Linked DNA regions of Mus musculus: region 1 is linked to region 2. Evidence: chromatin loops called from intact Hi-C (ENCODE). Cell type or tissue: heart. All regions are shown on one strand. Links, peaks and the distances in the headings refer to the core of each region. The heading gives the core; the rest is flanking DNA. Region 1 holds the start of Cox18 (cytochrome c oxidase assembly protein 18). Region 2 holds the start of Cxcl1 (chemokine (C-X-C motif) ligand 1).

Region 1 (4,398 bases), core at 106-4,105, 670 kb before region 2:
ACCTAGGTCCTCCGAAAGAGCAGTACGTGTTCTTTAGGCAAGATACAGAGACCAATGCTTTTAATCCCAGCACTCAGAAGGCAAAGGCAGGCGAATCTCTGAGATCAAGGCCAGCCTGATCTACAAAGTGAGTTCCTGGACAGCCAGAGCTATACAGAGAAACCCTGTCTTAGATTAAAACATCAACGAACAAATAAACAAATGAAAGCAAGTGCTCTTAATTGCTGATTCAGCTGCTCTTCAGTGCAATGTCAAGTTTGTATTAGCACCAAATAAAGATGACAAAGCTCACATTAAATAGAATTTGCCAAGCATGGTGGCACATTACTTGCCCAGCTCCACTGACTTACGTCAAATCTTAATACAGTATTTAATTCACTGACTTTATCTTTTCAGTGGCTCCCAAGAACACAGGCCAGGTGTGGTATCACAAATGTGTAATCTAAGCACTTGGGAGGTCGGGGTTGGAGGATTAGAAGTTCAAGGTCATTCCTGGGTACAGTTACCCACTGGGCATCCCTGGTGCACATGAAACCCTGTCATATTCTGACATACAGAGCCAGATACAATGGTCTGCACCTGTAATCTCAGAGCTGAGAGAGAGGCTGAGATAGGAGGACGATTCAGCTTCACAGGAGTTGGAATAACGCCTGTTTCTTCCTTTCTTTGATTCCATTCCAATACATAAAACCACCATGCAGCATAGTGATTAATATGAATACGCCAATCAAAAGAATACCTAACCGTGTATACACGCACACACCACACACACATTTTCGTGACCGCAGACCCAAAGCTGCATACCTAGCCACTCTCTTGGACCATCCAAACTGACGGGCACAGACTGCAACTTCTTGGTTAAGGCGCTTGGCGATGTCTTTTATTTCTGGTTGCAAGTTTTCCACCTAACTAAAGAAAAAAGTTGTTTGATGAGTTCATAAAGGATCTTTACTGATAACTACTGCATGGTTAGCTTCAGCTGTCAACTTGGCACATCCAGAAGAAAGGGCCTTCAACTAAGACATTTCACCCATCAGATTAGCCTATGGGGCATTTTTTAATCACTAATTGACATGGAAGAACACAGGACACTGTGTGCCACCAGCCCCAGGCATGTGAACGTGAGCTGTATAAAAAGCCAGTAAGCAGTGTTCCTCCAAGGACTCTGCTGCTGTCCCTGCTCTGTAATGCCTCCACAATAGACTATATAACCTACAAACCACATAATCCCTTTCCTCCCCCACTCAGCATTTGGTCAGGACAACCAAACTCACAGTTCTAGTCTCTGTTCCCTAGACCATATACAAATGTTGTTTACTGATCACACTTGTAATCGAAAACATTTAAGAAAACTCTATTAGATATTAGTTTGCTTAAAGTATCTTTGACCCCAGATTTAAATTCCTTGCCTGTACATCTATCTGCGTGATCTTGGCAACCATACTGAGTTAAACCAACTGCAACTTCTTGGTTATGGGTACCTGATGTTTTCTGTTTCTGGCTGTGCATAACCTGAAATCCTGATTCCCAGTATGTAGCATATCTAACAGCACCTCCTCCATAGGATTTCGAGTAAATGAAAACTGCATCCTGGTTCTTACTGTTCCATCCCTACATTTCCCAGGAGAGAGAAAACAGCATTCCAGTGTTAACACCTCACTGTGAATGCTTCCTGGCTCAATGCTGCTGCTCCCTTCCTGGCAATCCTCTGTGACTCAAATTAAAATCTTGACTTACCCCACCCCCACCCCCAGGCACAGCCATGGGGGAGGTAACGTTATACCAATTCCACTGAACAGAGTTCCTAAAAAGCCAACTCGAAGTTTCAATCCATCAGATACAGGGTAGTAGGTGGTAGGCCCAGAGGAAGAATTCATGTCTGGAAACTGCTAACTTAGTGATACCTTTCTAGTAATAAAGAGCAGTATCAATAGTGACAAATGATGCTGCAGACTCTTAAAATGTTTATGACCCTAATGTTTCAGGTTCCTCCGTGCCATTTCTTCTGAATATTGGTCTCAACCGAACATTTGGGAGGCACTTGTATTTCGAATAAATACTTGGTAGGTCGGGTGAACTGGAAGGTACTCGAGTCACCAACCATCATTTAACATGCAATGCTAACTAAATTATTTTAGCCTCCATGTTAACACTAGCAGGCAGGCAGCACGGGGACCGACGCCCCTCACCTTAGCCAGGATGTAGTGCTGATAGGCGGCCAGGGGCAGAGTGACAGCACCGCGCAGGGCAACGGTGCTGAGTATGATGTTGCTCCACCAGGGGAGGCCGGTAGCCTCCTGCGCGCCCAGCAGCACTTCCTCCGCGGTGCGCACCGGCGCCGACGCTGCCAGGGCCTCATACCAGCCACCTGGAGAGGCCGCAGACACCGAAGCGGCTGCCCATACCGGAAGGGCTGGGAGCCGCGCGCTGCTCCAGGCGGGCGGTGATCCCGGTGCCGGGAGCCGCAGGGTGGGCAGCGACCTGAGCCACCCGGCACACGACCGGCACAGCATGGTTACACGGAGCGGGCGGCCAACTAGAGCACTAGCACCAGGAGGTTGCGCGCATGCGCGAACCCGAGGCCACGCCTGACCTTCCCAGCCGAAAGCCCTGTCCAGTGTCGCGCTAGAGATGACGTAAGACTCCGCCTTTCCCACGCGGCAATGAGCCGCTTGAGGCTCTCTTAACTCCTTTCCTTGCTGGGGTGGAGTTCAGAGCGGGAACCGGAACTGCAGGGGTAGGCGGGGCGAGCAAACTGCCTTGCTGTTGAGTTTCAGTTTCCACTCAAGGAAATTGTGGCTTGAGTACTTTTTGTGACTCGGCTGTTTCCGCCCAAGGCGCGCAGCATCTATCTCCGTTTTCTCTACGCACTGCTGAAACACCTACTTTGGGAATAGTGTTTCTGGCTCGGTCAGTGTTAAGTCTGCGTCCTTTATCCCCCTAGGCAGCTCTACTTTATAATAAGACCTAAATGTCTTTATCTGTTCCGGTTAGCATTCTGTATTCCTTTATAAACAGAATGCAGAAATGCCGAGTGGTGGCGCACGCCTTTAATCCCAGCACTTGGGAGGCAGAGGCAGGCGAATTTCTGAGTTCGAGGCCAGCCTGGTCTACTGAGTGAGTTCCAGGACAGCCAGGGCTATAAAGAGAAACCCTGTCTCGAAAAACCAAAAAAAAAAAAAGAAAAGAAAAAAACGAAATAAATAAATAAGAAGAAGAATCACCATCATAATAAGGAGCAGGGAAAAATACTATTTTTCATTTTACAAAATGAATTCCATCAACAGCACAATTTTGCTTCAACGGTTAAATGGAATGCACAGGGCTTTTAACAACTGTGTGTTTTTCACATTCGTGTTCCTGTCAACAGAAAATAAATGGAACAACGAAGTGCCCACTCCTAGGGTAGGCCAAAGTGAATTGAGTTTTTAGAAACCTCTCCCATGTTTGGTAAAGCCAAACTGTGGACACTGTCCTCTACTTTATTGAACACCTACCAAAGCTGTCAGATAGCGTATTTTCTGAAACTTGGGTAACCTGCCTTTAGTTCCCATAGCATAATCCCTTTTAAAAACAGCTCACTTATCTCTTGCTAGTTTAAGAAACCACCGTATTTCCATAAAACTGTTAATATCCAGTAGGCCCTTCCAAGATGGCCTTAAGCCAGAGAAGTTACTTAAAAACAACTCCCCCAAGTCCCAACTTACCATACATGAGAACCTAGAATTAATTCTCAACACTGGGAAAGTAGGTAAATTTATTATGTGTAATAAATAAGCCTGTTATTTGTAGATCTATTGTTCACAAACCCTAAACCAAAAATTTCAAGCAGTTATTAAAATCTTTAACAATTTTTTTCTACAGCTACAGGTAACTGACAACCTCTTCTGATAAAACTGCACACCTGCATTCATGTCAAAGTAATGGAAATAAATTTAAAAACTAAACCCATATATTGTTATGTGAACTAAACTTCTTAATACTTATTTTGTGATGTTGCATATATGAGCATATTTAACTTTTTGTCTTCTTAATAATGTGCATATGACGTGTCTGTAAATCTAACACTAACCCTGAGGAGGAAACTCATGTGGTATCAGAGACCACTTGAGAATTCTAAGGATTGGATTGAGGTTATCAGGCATAGCTTTATGCCTCCCCCATAGGCCCTTGAGATATACAATATGTTCTCTCTGTAGCACAGGCTATTCAAGGACTCACTGTAATTCAGGCTGAAGTGTACTTTTGAGAAAACCTCATGCACTAGTGCCTGAGGGAGGCAAAGGGAGGTTAAGAATTCAAGTCTGGGTCTCTCCCAAGATCCTTCTCTGAACACCTAAAAATTAAGGGGCCACCGCTTGCAATAGCTCCCTGAAATATATATAAAATATATAAATG
Region 2 (4,398 bases), core at 126-4,125:
TCTTATATTAAAAAATTTAACTCCCCGTAACTCATGTGCTAAGTAAAAAAAATCAATAAAACCCATTAACCTCAACAGATTTATTTACTACTTATTCATTTTATTTACTCTGTTTAATTTTTATCATGACAAAAGAGCCATAAAATTTATCACAAAAAATGTACATCTTGATGATATTTGTATAGTCTTGTGCAACCATCACTGCCATCCATTTCCAAAATGCCTTCATCATATAAATGGAAACCCTACGTCTGTTTGATAACTTCCATGGCTGGAAAGATGGTTCAGTGGGTAAAATACTTGCTGTCCAAGCATTGAGACCTAAATTCACGTGTCCAGCACCAAAATAACGATGAGGAGTGACTGAATGCATGTCTCTATGATCACAGCACTGTGGAGGCCTGGATAGACGGGCAGATGCCAGGGTTCGGCAGCCAGCCAGTCTATCCAAAGCTGTGAGGTTAATGGGGAGCCCTGACTCCAAATCAAGCTGGAAAGCAATCAAGATAAACATCCCAGTGTCAACCACTGTTTCCACATGCACCCTCCACATACATCCAACACACATGCACACACATACAAACAATAATAATAAATTTCTAAATCCCTTTCTCCTGGGCAACCACTATTGTACGTTCTGTATTTATGCCTTTCCTTTTACTGAATGGAATGTATAAAATGTTATTTTTTAGTTTCAATAATTTCATATCTTACTGGTTTGCTTTAGTTAACATTACTTTCAGTAACTTTTACTTGAAGGATACTTTACAGATGTTAAGTGGTTGTATTTTTATATTAGTTCTATGAGGGACATTTTTGAGACTTAATAAAGATTGGAAATGTTTTACATTGACTGTGTACATTCACTCATCCACTTGAGTGTGGATGCGCATATGTTAGTACAGGGGCCGGCTGAGGCATCAGGCGTTAGCTGTCCCTGGAGCTGGAATTACAGATGATTGGGAATTGCCTGATAATTGAACTTACCTCTTTTGCAAGAACAGAACATGCTCTTAGCTGCTGAGCCATTCCTCCAGCCCTAGTGAGCTTCTATTTTTAAGACATGACTCCAGTAGGTTGTTCTGTGATTTGCAGCTTGTATATATCAGCGGCATCCAGCTATAGTAAAACAAGGAGGAATTCTCTTATCACGGTACCCTTCAAAACAGCTAATCTTAGGAAGTTTGGAAACAGGTGTAGTGCTTGGTGAAGGACTCTCCTGTGCAGATGGCTACCATTTCCTTGCAGAGACCTCAGGGAAGAAGGGAGTAAGACTCAGCACAGATGACCTCTGAACTCTCATGGGGCATTAATCCTAATCTGAGTACCCCACCTTTATGATCATTCAATTTGTTGCCAATAAAGTTGTAGAGTACCACGTCTCTTCCTTTATTTGGTAGCTATTTGCAAAATGCTTAAATAGCACCCGGATGCTAGCACATTTCATCTTAGTATATCAGCTCTGTGAAGCAAATGCTACTATTGGCTTTCTTTTACAGATGAGAAACATACTTGAGGTTGGAGAGATTGCCAGTGACCATTGCGTGGGGACTCGTTGAAGCTGAAGTTTTAATCCTAATAGTCAGGCTGCCTCTGTAGCTCCACATGTAGAGTACACCCAGACCAAGGGTTTCTTACATGATAGCTCCAGTTCTCCCTCACAGAGACATAGAATCAATGGATGTTCAGCTAGGATCTACATTCAAATACCAACAATGACAAAAACAAACACAAACAAACAAACAACAATAACGACAACAATCTGGAGACCTAAGACTGCATTCAGGCAGATTCTGAAATTGTTTAAATAGAGAGCAACAAATATGTCAGTAATTATCTAAGTCTGGTGTATTGGCTCCTGAGTCTAAGAAGCACTTGGAAGGTGGGAGGAGAAGGCTTGGAAGTTCAATAGCTAGTTCTAGGTAACCCTGAGTAGTAATTAATAATAATAATAATAATAATAATAATAATAATAATAATATTCAAAGACTCAGTTTTACAATACAGATAGATTCAGATAGCATGAAAATAGTTGTACAAGTAGACTAATAGTTATATAAAGCCATAGCCCTTTGCTGTTAGACTGGTGCTTGTGACATCTGTGGCCTTTTATATCTAGGAACCCCCTCCTCAGCCCAGAAAAAAACCCACAGCTTTCCCGTGGACTTTCCTTAGTCAAAACAAAATATGACCTGCTATACAGCAGGGTAGGGATGCTTCAGGAACCACACCGGGAGTTCGGACTTTCGGGAAGTTCCCAAGCTCAAAAAACAAAGAGGAGATTGCTACAGCATTCTAAAATAAACAGGGACCTAACCTTGACAGTGATCTTTCTCCTCACCCTCTTCACATGCCTCCCTGATACAAACCACCAACTGTGATTTACCACAAAAACAGTTGGCAAAAGCAAACCACCTCACGTGGGATAAGAGAGGGTAGATGTCTTTTTAAAGAATGCGTTAATCTGCCACACTCAAAAAACAAGACAAGCTTCCATCCCCGCAAATCACTGTAGTACACCAAGTGGAATCCTAGGTGGCGTGGCGCCCACGTGCACATAACGCGTGTGACCCACCTCGCCCTGAGCACTGGAGACTCTGAAGTCTCACTACTCCTCCCCCCCCCAACCCCCCAGCCGTCACTTGTCCAGCGAAGCACGTCACTCCCTCCCCTTTGGGACTTTGGGGCAAAAAGCAAAAATCCCAGAGTCTAATCCTTGGGAGTGGAGCAAGGGGGAGGAGCGATGTCCTTTCCGGTTGCAGGGAAACACCCTGTACTCCGGGAATTTCCCTGGCCCGGAGCTCTGGAGTTTCGAGCATAAAAGGGGCTCGCGGGAGCCCTAGAGCTCCACAACAGGACTCAGAGCCTCTAACCAGTTCCAGCACTCCAGACTCCAGCCACACTCCAACACAGCACCATGATCCCAGCCACCCGCTCGCTTCTCTGTGCAGCGCTGCTGCTGCTGGCCACCAGCCGCCTGGCCACAGGTAGGTCTCGCCACTGCCACTGGGGGAGGAGGGACCTCTGGTGAGCGCAGCCTCCCACAGTCCCGCTGACCAAGAGTCTTCTCCCATAGGGGCGCCTATCGCCAATGAGCTGCGCTGTCAGTGCCTGCAGACCATGGCTGGGATTCACCTCAAGAACATCCAGAGCTTGAAGGTGTTGCCCTCAGGGCCCCACTGCACCCAAACCGAAGTCATGTGAGTATCTTCCCGGTTAGCTTCTGCCACTTCCAGACTCGCCCAAACCCTCCCGCGCCCCCACACTTCTCCTAGTGGGAATGCCTAACATGTGGGTCTATCCTTCTCTCTGCAGAGCCACACTCAAGAATGGTCGCGAGGCTTGCCTTGACCCTGAAGCTCCCTTGGTTCAGAAAATTGTCCAAAAGATGCTAAAGTGAGTTGTGACTTGTGTTTGTACCCGAGACTAGAGTCAAGGGTGGGAGTACTGGCATATGACCCCTGAACGTTAATTCTATCAAGGAAAGTCTGTGTTTATCAGGAGGTCGGAAAGTTGTGGTTATTATTTTGGTAATTGACCTTAATTTGAGATCATTAATTGGTTCTGATGCTAGAGAATTGTGTCCTCTTGGACACAATTACTATTGTATATTACACAATTACTATTGTGTATAATTATTACCACACTCAAAACCCCTATGCAAATGGTCAGTGGCAACAGTTCCTAAAAGATGGAGAAGTCGCCAATAGCCTTTAAAAGTCTCCTTAGGGGCTGGCAAAGCATGCCCGAGCCTTCTTTTGCCAGTGAGATTTCCCTGAGTTCAAGGCTAAGGTCTCTGTGAATGTTACATAATTTATTGAATTTAAGCCAAGTAGGGGAGATAATAGCAGCTATATCACAGAGTTGTGAGTGAGAGAGGATTAAAGTCACACTTGTAAATTAACCCATGCTGAAGTAGGTTTTTGTTTGTTTGTTTTTGTTTTTGTTTGTTTTTGTTTTCCAAGTCAAGTGATTGACTCCACAGGAACCGACAGTACAGAACTCTGGGTGCAAGTGTAGACATGTAGAAAGCCCATCTGGAGCCTCAGGGGCTGGAATAAAAGAAGAAAGGCTTTGATGACTATTTGTAACAATGACTCTTTTCTGATTGCAGAGGTGTCCCCAAGTAACGGAGAAAGAAGACAGACTGCTCTGATGGCACCTGTCTGGTGAACGCTGGCTTCTGACAACACTATACAATTTCTTTTGAGGGTCCTATTTATTTATGTATTTATTTATTCCACAAAGTGTGTGGTTTTTATTTTACATTAATATTTAACAGTGTGGATACATTTCATCGATGGTAGTTCAGTTCTGCTTGTTCAGTTTAAAGATGGGTAGGCTTAAAATATTTCATTAAACTAATATTTATTGGGAGACCACTAAGTGTCAACCACT

Evidence for each region. A loop is a pair of places that touch in the nucleus more often than their neighbours do. Peaks named below come from ENCODE experiments on the same cell type or tissue, not always from the same donor. Only the 100,000 strongest peaks of a DNase experiment are listed, where the experiment ranks them.
Region 1: a loop joins it to region 2, with 2.5 times the contacts of the local background. A loop is called at or near these places in 1 of 42 quality-filtered maps.

What each region holds. Positions count from the first base shown.
Region 1 is chr5:90,221,427-90,225,824 of GRCm38, forward strand. It overlaps Cox18 (cytochrome c oxidase assembly protein 18), which reads right to left and starts at 2,570. Exons shown (of 6, transcript NM_001033310.3): 1 at 2,190-2,570; 2 at 805-905. The coding sequence starts at 2,513. In heart, for the core only: CTCF peaks have their summits at 2,294 and 2,749; a DNase peak (open chromatin) is centred at 2,645; H3K4me3 peaks cover 1,971 bases; H3K27ac peaks cover 1,628 bases.
Region 2 is chr5:90,888,394-90,892,791 of GRCm38, forward strand. Cxcl1 (chemokine (C-X-C motif) ligand 1) reads left to right here and starts at 2,852. Exons shown (of 4, transcript NM_008176.3): 1 at 2,852-2,987; 2 at 3,077-3,200; 3 at 3,316-3,396; 4 at 4,115-4,398. The coding sequence starts at 2,918. The coding sequence ends at 4,130. In heart, for the core only: CTCF peaks have their summits at 2,523, 2,734 and 3,036; a DNase peak (open chromatin) is centred at 2,888; H3K4me3 peaks cover 1,228 bases; H3K27ac peaks cover 677 bases; H3K27me3 peaks cover 616 bases.